2 separate regions of the Homo sapiens genome follow, and region 1 is linked to region 2. A link is an interaction called in ENCODE POLR2A ChIA-PET data of the cell type or tissue named here. Cell type or tissue: OCI-LY7. All regions are shown on one strand. Links, peaks and the distances in the headings refer to the core of each region. The heading gives the core; the rest is flanking DNA.

Region 1 (5,756 bases), core at 342-5,341, 1.3 Mb before region 2:
AGGGGAGGAGATGGAGGAGGACCAATGCCCAGTGTCTCAGGACAATGTCTGACCCCACCTGATGTCACTGAGATTGTGCGTGGGCTCTGGGGAATCTGGAGGGCCTGGGACACACCTGGGGCCTCAGAGCCCAGGCTGATGAGATGTGGAAGCCCAAGGGCTCTGGCAGAAGATCTCTCCTGCAGGCCATGTCGTGGGCATCAAGAGGAGACTCTGGGCAAGGCTCCCGAGGACCCCAGGGTGTTAGTGCCCGGCCTGCCCAACCCACAGGCCACCAGGACCAGGCCACAGCTTTGTGCCAGCTCAGGACAGGGCCAGGCCTAAGGCCAGTCCTCAACCAACCTCTTGCTCGGGCAGCCTTGAGGGCCCTTCCTTCCTACCCACCCGCCACCTCTTACTGTATTCAGCTAGATCTCATTCCCAGGCTGCACCCCTCCCCACCTACCTGCACCCCAGGCTCCATCCTGCTTTGCCTCTGGGGCTGGCTTCCAAGTGGGCAGTTGCAGCGCCCACCCTGTGGCCCTCAGCACCAAGAAATACCTGCTGTGTCCCCACTTAGGCCCAGGTAGGTATGCAGGAGCCCACCCGAGCCAGAGTTAGCCTGACGGCCACGCCATTGCACAGGTGTGGGGCAGGTTTCCCTCGCCCTCTAGGTCTTCCCCTTGTTGGTTTCTGTTGTGTGCACCTGAGCCTGTGGGAAGTGAAGGCTGGCTGGGCACTTGCGCCCCACCCCCCCACCCCCCAGCAACAAGCCACCTGTGCCAAATACTGTTTGATGTGCATCATAACCACCTACGGGAAAGGAGATTACCACCCCAACTCAATCCACAAGGCAACTGGAAAAAAAAAAAAACACGTTTCCATGTCAAGAAAAGAGGACCCACAACCACTGGACTACAAGGTATGTTTCTCTGCAGAAGACTCCTTACCAGTCAGTCCTTCATTGAGTGCTTCTGAAACTTGAGCTGCTCAGAACCTCCTGGAGGGCTTGTTAGAGCCCAGAGCGCTGGGCCAGCCCCAGTTCCTGATTGGGCAGGCCTGGGCAGGGACCCGTGATTGGTATCACCTAACGACTCCCAGGTGTTGCTCTGCTGCAGGTCCACTTAGGAACCACTGCACGAATGAAAGGCAACACGTGCCACAGAGTAATGGTAAATTAATCTTTACCAATCTATACTAAAGCTGATCTATACTAATAGTAATCTCTAACCATGCCTTAACTTTTTTGGGGAATGAAACTAAAAAGAGCAATTCAGAAGCTAGTAACGACTAGAATGATCTGTGGTAGTTTGTTCTTAGACATAATCTCAGTTTTCTAACAACCCCAAAGCAAAGTTTTTAGTGTGCCTATTTTATTTTATTATTCATTTACTTACTTTTTTTTTTTTTTTTTTTTCAGACAGAATCTTGCTCTGTAACCCAGGCTAGAGTGCAATGTGATCTTGGCTTACTGTAACTTCTGCCTCCTGGGGTCAAAGGATCCTTCTGCTTCTGCCTCCCAAGTAGCTGGGACTACAGGTGCATGCCACCATGCCTGGCTAATTTTGGTACTTTTTTGTAGAGACAGGCTTTGCCATGTTGCCCAGGCTGGTCTCGAACTCTGCGTGATCTGCCCGCCTGGCCTCCCAAAGTGCCAGGATTACAGGTGTGAGCCACCATGCACGGCCAGTAAGCCTGTTTTAATAAGGGAAAGACAGCCCATAGTTGTGGGGCAAATTGCTGGAGTTTACCTAGTGGTATTTAGCAGAACCAAGACAAGAACCCAGGACTGTCTGACTCCAAAATAAGTGCTTTTTATCCCTTGCTACTCTGTATTGTTTTTCTGAACTTTGCCACTAAGTTGCCATGTGATTTTGGTGAATGAATGCTGTCACTGGCTCTCTCCTTTCTCTGTAAAATGAAGTGCTATGTGAGGGCTTTCCCAGCTCTGAAACATCTGCACATAGGAACCTAAATGAGGAGGCACGGCTGCAGAGCTAAGCGGCTCTCAGCACCCAGGCCTGTGTACAGCACGCAGAGCTGAGGCCTGCGGTGAATGCTCACCCTCACCCTCTGACTGTCCGCTTTCAGAACACTCAGTGGCAAGAGAGGTTGAGATCCCTGAATCCTGGGTTCTTCCTGAGGCTTCAGAGAGCACTAGAAAGGGTTTGTCAGAGAGCCATCCCAACTTGCCCTGGTTGGCGCAGAGCAACACAGCCGGGTGACTGGCTCCAGGTTCAAGTGCTGAGAGTGGCTCGAAATTCTTCTACCCTGGGGGTGGGGCTCTAGGGGTACAGCCTTTCTGGAGTGCAAGTTGGTGTGAATGTATGATACACTTAAAAGTATGGATGGCCTTGAACCAGCAATTCCACTTGTATGAGTATGTCAGGAGATAATCAAACTGAGTCATTCCTTATTTCCTGTTACTGGTAGCCATGGAGTGTTATCTTTAAAAGCCCAAGTAGATGCAGTGTGCAAAGCCAGGAAAAGGACACTGATGAAATAAATTAGAATGAGTCTGAGGGAAGGAATACTTTGCAGCCAGTATGTGAGTATGAACATGTGTATGTGCATGGATGTACACATGTGTGCATACACACACTACAGAGAAGATGTTTGTGATATATTAAAGGAGAAAAAAGCTATAGAATAGACAGTATAGTGTGATCTCATTTTAAAAATGACACAGGGTTGGGAACAGTGGCTCACGCCTGTAATCCCAGCACTTTGGGAGGCTGAGACAAGTGGATCACCTAAGGTCAGGAGTTCAAGACCAGCCTGTCTAAAATGGTGAAACCCCATCTCTACTGAAAATACAAAAATTAGCCAGGCATGGTGGTGTGCACTTGTAGTCCCAGCTACTTGGGAGGCGGAGATACGAGAATTGCTTGAACCCGGGAGGAGGAGGCTTCAGTCAAAAAAAAAAAAAAAAAAAAGAACAAAATTAACACAGGCACATATGTACACACATATCCAAAAAGAGACACACAGAAATGGTAGCGTTTGTGACATCCAGATGGCAGGATGGTGGATAAACTTTAACATCACTTAATTGTTTCGCATTTTTTCTAAAAACAACACCTAATGAATAAGAGTGTTTGAAGGTAAAGCTCCCTTAGCACCGTCAATTCATTTTCCAGATGGGGAAACTGAGGGCAGCAGAAGGGAGAGGCTTGTGCAGAATACTGGAGTGAAGCAGCGGGGGCTGCTTGGTCCCGGTTCCCAGTTCCTGCTCAGGTCTCTCTTCCCTGCACTATGTGCCACCTGGGCGTGACTGAGGACAGAGTGGTTTGTTCTTAGACTGGAGTCTTGAATTACTTTTGAAAGCACAAAAGTCTAAGTTCCCTGTCATAAGACCTTAACAGTTCCAGGCAAGGATGAAACAGATGCACATGACAAGTATTTGTCAGAAGTACCACTTGGCCCCAGAATAGTGGCCTGCAGAGATGACCACGCCCTATTCCCCTGAACCTGTGAATCTGTTCTGTCACATGGGAAAAGAGACTTTGCTGATGGAATTAAGGGTCAGACCTTAAAACTGGGAGAGTATGCTGGGGAGTCAAGAGGACAGCAGAGTGTGTCCTGGTTAGAAGGGGTCAGAGGGCAGGAGAGAGGGGCAGACAGCATCAGAGAGCCATCAGGGTGAGGCCATGTTGAATCTTGTAGAGGACGAAGAAACCACAATGACTTTCCCAGAGGGCCCTCTTGAGCACAAGGAAGAAAACAGTAACTCAAATGACTACCATGACAACCCTCTTACCTGGTGAGGAACCCTGACCTCCTATAGTGTAATTATTTTCTATCACAAGGACTGATACAGAAAAATCTGATGTGGCAGGTGCTATTCCATTTGCCAATGGGAAAACTGAGGCACAGAGCTATCAGGCTACTTGCCCAAGATCACAGAGCTGCCAAGGACCTAGCCTGGACCCCATCTCATGTCCCAAAATACAGCACAAAGCTGGCCAGGCCACCCCCAGGGCTTTCTGACTTCCAGGTCCCCAGAGTTGCCTCCTCACTCTAGGGTTGCCCTGACCTCTTGACTTAAGGGTTGCCCCAACCTCCTGAATCTCAGGTCTCTGTGACCTCCTGGCACATAGGTACACTGGTTTGGGCAGTGTAAGGATATTTTGTTTGTGTCTGTGAATAATATAATTGGGAAATCAAAGTGTGTTTCCACACAGTGGTGTTAGCCTGGCACTGGGTGGCAGCCGTCAGGTGCTGTCATGGCCATCACTGGGCAGCAGCCAGGGGAGAAGCCATGCATGTGCCTGCAAGCTCCTGGGTCCAAGCCTAGAGCCTGACACATTCTTTTCACTGGGTCCCAGGAAAGCTCTGCAGCACAGAATCCCAAACCTCTCACTGCGCAGGACACACAGGCTCTGAATTCAGATGCGATCGAAGTCCAAGCTGCCAGTTTGGGTATGGCTGCTAGTCAGCCATGTTGAAACCCCATTAGGGTTACATACAGTGCTTGTGGAAGTGGTGGCAGGATGAGGTTCAGAGCCCAGCTCTTGTCATCTTGCTGACATGGGCCTTGGAGGGGACACATAGCCCTGGACGATGAGAGCCCCTCACTGGGTCTTGTGATAAGGTGTAGAAAATCCTCAAGACAGTGTGTGGCATGTGGTAAACTCAACAACTTTTAGCACCTTCTCTCTCTACATCTTCTACCCACATTGTTACAGTCATGATTTTCCACCTGCATTTCCCTTCTCTGCCCCCATTTCCATTTCCATTGAATATATTTTTGTGGAAACTCCACCACAACAGATAACATGTTGTTTTCTACACAACCAGTGTGCTCTAGGTTTCTTTTGACCCCAGGATGTAAATAAGTGGTCAGTACTCTTTGTAAAGCACCACAAGGCAGGGAAAACTATTGTGTTAGTCTGTTCTCACACTGTTATAAAGAAATACCTGAAACTGGGTAATTTTTAAGAAAAGAGGTTTCATCAGCTCACGTTTCTGAAAGCTGTACAGGATTCTGCTTCTGAGGTCATCTCAGGAAACTTACAATCACAGCAGAAGGCAAAGGGGAAGCAAGCACTACCTTCACATGGTGGAGCAGGAGAGAGAGAGGAAGAGGAGGTGCTATACACTTTCAAACAAGCAGTAGTAGGGGATGGTGCTAAACCATTAGAAACCACTCCCATGATCCAATCACCTCCCATCAGGACCCTCCTTCAGCATTGGGAATTACAATTCAACAGGAGATTTGGGTGGGGACACAGAGCCAAACCGTGTCATTCTGCTCCTGGCCCCTGTGAAATCTCATGCCCTTCTCACATTGCAAAATACAATCATTTCTTCTCAATAGTCCCCCAGAGTCTTAACTCATTACAGCATTAACTCAAAAGTCCAGGTCCAAAATCTCATCTGAGACAAAGAAAGTCCCTTTCACCTTGGGCCTGTAAAACCAAAATAAGTTAATTACTTCCAAGATACAATGGGGGTACAGGCATTGGAAAATGCCCCCATTTCAAAAGGGAGAAATTGGGACTTCAGGCCCCATGCAAGTCTGAAACCCAGCAGGGCAGTCATTAAATCTTAAAGCTCCAAAACAATCTCCTTTGACTTCACATCCAGGCCACAGTGATGCAAGGGGTGTTCTCCCAAGGCCTTGGCATCTCTTCCCCTGTGGGACTGCAGGGTTCAGCCCCATCAGCTTCTTTCAGAGGCTGGCATTGAGTGCCTGCAGCTTTTCCAGGTGCACAGTGCAAACTGTCAGTGGATCTATCATTCTGGAGTCTGGAGAATGGTGACCCTCTTCGCAC
Region 2 (5,756 bases), core at 518-5,517:
GAATTCCAAATACAATTGCATTTATGGAAAATATTGTATTTACTCCAAACAAATTGATGCACACATGTTTTGGCGATAAGGAAAGATTTTACATTTGTTGTTTGTGATAAAATTAAGAATATTATTTATTTTTTTAAAGGTGCATAAACCCATCACTCTTCTGCAATTATTTCCATGTTTGTGTATTCTCTTGTATACAAGAGAATTTTTGTAAAAAACAAAGGGTTGTTATAATATATATCCCATTTTATATTCTGCTTTTTCATATTTTCAAATCTCCCTATTATCAATTGTGAGTTGACTAGAGATTGGATGTGTGGCTTTACTGATCTGGGCTGGGCTCTCACACATGTCTGGGCCCAGCAAAGACAGCTGGTCAAAGCAGAGAAGCAAGGGATACCACAAACACGTGCACAGCCTCTTAATGCCTAGTGCTCAAGGGTTGCACAGCATCACTTCCTCACATCCTATGTTCAGACTTTGGAAACGGGGAAATTCTTTCAATCTCTTGATTAAAGGGACTCCACAGTCACATTGCAAACGATTAGGATGCAGGAAAGGCTGGAGAAAAGAACCCATATTTGCAATCAATCCCCCACTCCATGAAACATACCTGGTCTAGCTTGCTGGAGGAAGAGCCATTTGTCTACAATGGGGCCATATTAAATAAGCCAATACCCAGCCAGCCACCAGGCATACATGAGAGAGCCACAAGAGCAGAAGAACCTCCCTGACAAGCCCAGCCCAGATTGTCACAGTAGGCTTGTGAGGAATGTGTCAATCACTAATACACACAGTAAGTGATTTGATTCAGGGCAGAATTCTACGTCTTTTGCCTACCAATTAAATGTTCCTACCCTGAGCTATGTTATCCTTTGTAATATTTGTTGAATGAGTTAAGAAATGAAAGAACACATGAATCAACATGAATAATCTAAGGTTAAGGTTCTAAAATAGTCTAGATTTAGTTGTCTAGTGTGCCATCATTTTTATTAAGAAGTAAGCTCTATATGGTCAGTGATTTTATTATTTTCTGCCTTCAGCTCCTAGAACAGTGAAAGCCACACACTAAATATTTGTGTTTATATTATCGGTTTCCAGCTGGCATGAATGAACTTCTCTCAAAACACATTTGCTTTAATTATTTTATTCAAAATAGATTCACATTAAATTGCTCTCTTATATAGATCAGAGTGGAAGAGCACAGTGAAGTGTGTAGGGAACACACTCCAAGGCCCTCCTGAATTCCCAGACCTGCCAGCACCAGGCTTCTCACAGGATCACCCCAAAAAGGAACATGAGGCGTGGAGATCAGGCCAGGCAGAACTGACAAAGTGGGTGACTGATTCCTAAAAACCCCTTTCAGAGAGAAAAACATGATTTTAGGGGCTTAACCACAACTGCTAACAGTGATTATGAAAAATACAGCAGCTACTACCTGTATATAATAAATGACAAACGTATTTATTCCAACTTTTATTTACTAAGAAATTTTCCTTGAACCCATATATTAAAAAGAAAAAAATTCAGAAAGATATTTCAGATATTCAGTATTATGCCTCTATACTTAGTATTTATTTAAAGCTTATAAACATTTAGTCAAAACATTTGACAAAATCTGAGTAAGGATTTCTAAATTTGTAAGGGGAAAATTCTTTCCGTTCCTGTTGTAGATTTCACTGACCATTAGTCTTTTAACTGCCGTATTTCCTCCTGTTTACGATGACACTCTGTTATGGCATATGGACCATCTTAAAAATTAGCATCACATTACCTTTACTAATCCTGAGAGAGCAGGAACTCTTCATCGGTCTTACTTATTGGTCGTATAGGGAAAACAAGAGATCCATTTTTAGATGCCGAGAGTTTTACTAGATTCTGGTTTTAAGTATAGCAATAAAAATTGTTTTTGACCCACACCACAAAAATGTCCAAATTTCTTTCATTGCCAAACACACACACATGCACAAGCATGCATGTATGTGCTCACACATACATTTGAGTGTGCATGAGTTAAAACATGGAGTTAAAATGTGTGAAATTATAGGAACTCAAGTATTTAAAATTATGCGAACTACTAAAAGGAATAGTGTCATTCCTGTGTAAGAGACTCACGTGGTTGATCTAGAGTTTAAAATGAACAGGAGTTTATAGAAATATAAACACATATTTAATATTAAATAATAATAAACAATAAATAATAATAATAATAATGAACAATAATATTATAATTAAATTCCATATCTCAAAAAATTCCATAATAAGAAATTCCATATCTGAGAAAAAGAAATGGAATATCCATAGAAGAGTTATATACTTTTACAATTTTAGCATCTAAAGGGTGCTCAACCCCTGCCCACTCTACTCTGCCACTTTATTAATGAACTTTGAGGACAGTCAAGTATATACCTCACCCAAAGCTACCCAGCTCAGAGATAAGAGGCCTGGTTTTCAAACCCAGGAGTCAAGTGTTTTCTACTTTCTCCCAGTGTATTTCTTTATAGACAATTTTAAGTCTTAAAACTAGGAGCTTGATTATAGGTTGTCTAGTTGAACTTCATTTTTTAACTGGAGAGAGAATTAAAATGTCCAAAATGAAGATCGCATGGCTGGGCATTGACAGATCTTGAATCCAGGAACCCCGATGTTAAACCATTATTTTTCCCACTTTACTAAACTCTCTCTTTTTTAATTTTATTAGATTCTGGGTATAATTTTGCCTCACATGCTATGATGTGTTTCCCATTTTTAAAAAGCTTCATAATGTTCTGAGAATAAAAAGAAGGGAACACATCTTTAAGCTTAGTAGCAAAGTTATGAAAACATAAATTTGTTAATGATAGTATGACATCGACTTCAGCATCCCCAGATCTCATTCTTTATATGCGAACATCTATGAGCAAATGCACTTAGTATTTGGACACAGGAACCACATAACAGCTATTAACAGCAAGTGAAAAATATTTCAAACACTACGTACCCCAACTGACATTTGAGTAGCAGTTAAGTTCTTGGAACGCTGCCATTTTGATCTGTTACGTAACAGCTCATTGTAAACAGGATGAAATAGGGCAGTTAAAAGACTAATGGTCAGTGAAATCTACAACAGGAATGGAAAGAATTTTCCCCTTAAAAATTTGGAAATCCTTATTCAGATTTTGTCAAATTATTAATTAAAAATAAAACTCACAAGGTCAAAGTATAAAAATAACAGCCAACCAATTTGCTCTCCTCTGGAGAACATATATCACAGGATGCTTTACTCAGCCCCATACTGTTTAAACATAGTTTTACAGTCTCTCCTGCTTGAAAACCCAGATATGCTCTTTGCAGATATGTTAAAACCACACATACAGGTAAACACGCGCCACATGGGAGGTAGCTCTGTTCCTGTGCACGGGTCCCGCATACAAGGTAGCTCATCTGCATCACCATGACAACAGCCAGGAATGCAGCTCACAGGCCACTACTGCAGGCCTTGGAGCCAGGCAGACCTGGGGCTAAAGCCAGCTGCACCAGCTACCTGTGCTGTTTGGTTACTTATTTAACCTCTCTCAGGCTGTGAAAATAAATTAATTAACCCATGTGAAGCATTCAGCCAATGGCTGGCACACAGGAAAGTGGTAGCACGTGTTATTTTTGTAATCATTATATGAAAAGCCAGCTCGAGCACCTGAGCCTCTGCAGGTACACAGAAATGGAATCCACTATTATTTTAACCATTTTCCTGATAGTTGCTAGTCCACATTACTTACAATTCAGAGCAAGTGATTTTCCCTTGGTCTAAACTTTCCCCTTCATTTTTATGGCTGTTTCACCGTTTCTCAGAATTTCTGTTGCCCTCCACTTACAACAACTTTCCACACACACTCACCCCATCTCAGGAATAAAAATAGTGACCCATTAAAAAAAATTCAAAAACATCATTTCAATCTAAGTCACATTCTTCATGCATGGCTTATTTGAATCTTCTGTGTCCTTCGTTCTCATGATTGTATGTCACACTGTGCATTTTAATGTTCTAATTATCCATAGGTCGAAACAGCAGCCACTATTTTAGAGCTGTAGCAATCCACTTGAAAAATCTGGAGGAAAAATGTTTTTCATATTAACCAAAGCACATTTCCTTCCTGATATTTCCTTATTACCCCCTTTTGACATTCAAGTGAAGGTGATTGCCAAGAAAAGATTTTGATGGTAGAACACTGAACATAAAAGAGCCAGTTCTTGGTTTTTAAATCTCAAAAGTCAACAAGTATGTGATAACTTTCCCCATCCTTCAGAATAGAAAAAAAAAAAATCCCCCAAATCATGGGAGGAACAGAGAATTGCGGAAGGACAGGAAGCTTGATTATTCAGCAGCATCTCTGACTTGAGGTCTGAGCTCCAGGTCCACTCCAAGGCAGGTCTAGTGTGAGAAGAGAACATTCTAGACAGGCCTGGGGAACCTGAGGGCATAGTAGACCTTCACATGTCCCTCTTGTTGAAGCCCCAGGAAGCAGTGCAGCCTCAAGCCCGGCAAGGGAGCAGCAGGCTAGAACCGTCTGGGACAACCTCCATCCAACAATTCCCTATAGCCCAGATTGCTGCAAAAACATCAGTTTCCCATCTCCCCCAAATAGCATGAAACTATAAAGAAGATTAGTCAGATGCAGAGATAATTAAAACTGAGGATGAGATCACTGAAGAACATAGTTGTGAAAATGCATGCCAACAACTAAATAACAGGCAGAATTAAGGATGGCTCAGTGGCTACCAGCCCAGAGAAGCACTGCAAAAATCACAAGCCATTAAACCTCGGGCATCCTCTGAGAAATAAAGGAGAGAGTGAGGTCATCCAGAGTTATCAAGCATTAGGTTTCAGAAATTAAGGAACTCAACATAGAAATTGTGATCAGGTACCAAAAAATAAAGTTACATTTCTTGCACACCTAAATTTATATATATGTAAATTCATATCTACAACATAAACAGACACTTTTAAAAAAATATCAGGATATCGGAGAAGCAGTTCTCTCAATTCACAATTATTTTACTATTTGAGTTCATGAGCATGAGCTTTAGAAAAATCAAAGGGCAGAGCACAGCATTAGGACCGGAGGTGCTGGGCAGATTTTGGCTCCCAATCCCCCATACAGACACTTGTCTGGTGCTTCTTCATTTTTCCATTCGACTTCACCAATGCAGAGCTGGTCTTCTCTTTTTTATCTTCAGTTTCTAGGGTTTTACCAAATTTAAAATGCCAGGGGCATATCTTAACCCCACACCAGAAGGGCTCTAGCAACATAACAGTGGGATTCATCTTGTTGACCTCACTTCTGATTTACCTTCTAACAACAACAAAAATGACAAAGCATGATAAAGGCATGAAAAAACACTTCTTATGAGACAAAGCAAACATTAGAACTAGGCTTAAGTAATACAGAGTGTATTCGTCAGGGTTCTCTAGAGGAACAAAACTAATAGAATAGATGTATATATGAAGGGGAGTTAATTAAGGAGTATTGACTCACATGATCACAAGGTGAAGTACTGCAATAGGCCATCTGCAAGCTGAGGAGCAAGGAAGACAGTGCAAGTCCCAAAACCTCAAAAGCAAGGAAACCGACAGTGCAGCCTTCAGTCTGTGGGTGAAGGCCCAGGAGCCCCTGGCAAACCACAGTGTAAGTCCAAGAGTCCAAAAGCCGAGGAACTTGGAGTCAGATGTTTGGAGGCAGGAAGCATCCAGCACAGGAAAGAGATGAAGGCTGGAAGAC

Evidence for each region. ChIA-PET counts read pairs that join two places held together with the same protein. Peaks named below come from ENCODE experiments on the same cell type or tissue, not always from the same donor. Only the 100,000 strongest peaks of a DNase experiment are listed, where the experiment ranks them.
Region 1: POLR2A ChIA-PET joins it to region 2 with 5 read pairs; 2 of 35 experiments call an interaction of 5 or more read pairs at or near these places.

The regions. Positions count from the first base shown.
Region 1 is chr7:45,872,545-45,878,300 of GRCh38, forward strand. CCDC201 (coiled-coil domain containing 201) reads right to left here and starts at 538. Exons shown (of 3, transcript NM_001395235.1): 1 at 446-538. The coding sequence starts at 463. In OCI-LY7, for the core only: no CTCF peak of the experiment used is centred there; no DNase peak of the experiment used is centred there.
Region 2 is chr7:47,150,292-47,156,047 of GRCh38, forward strand. No RefSeq gene overlaps it. Among named protein-coding and RNA genes, the nearest start is that of SNORD151, 310 kb to the right of the region's middle. In OCI-LY7, for the core only: no CTCF peak of the experiment used is centred there; DNase peaks (open chromatin) are centred at 3,010, 3,500 and 4,450; H3K4me3 peaks cover 4,883 bases; H3K27ac peaks cover 5,000 bases.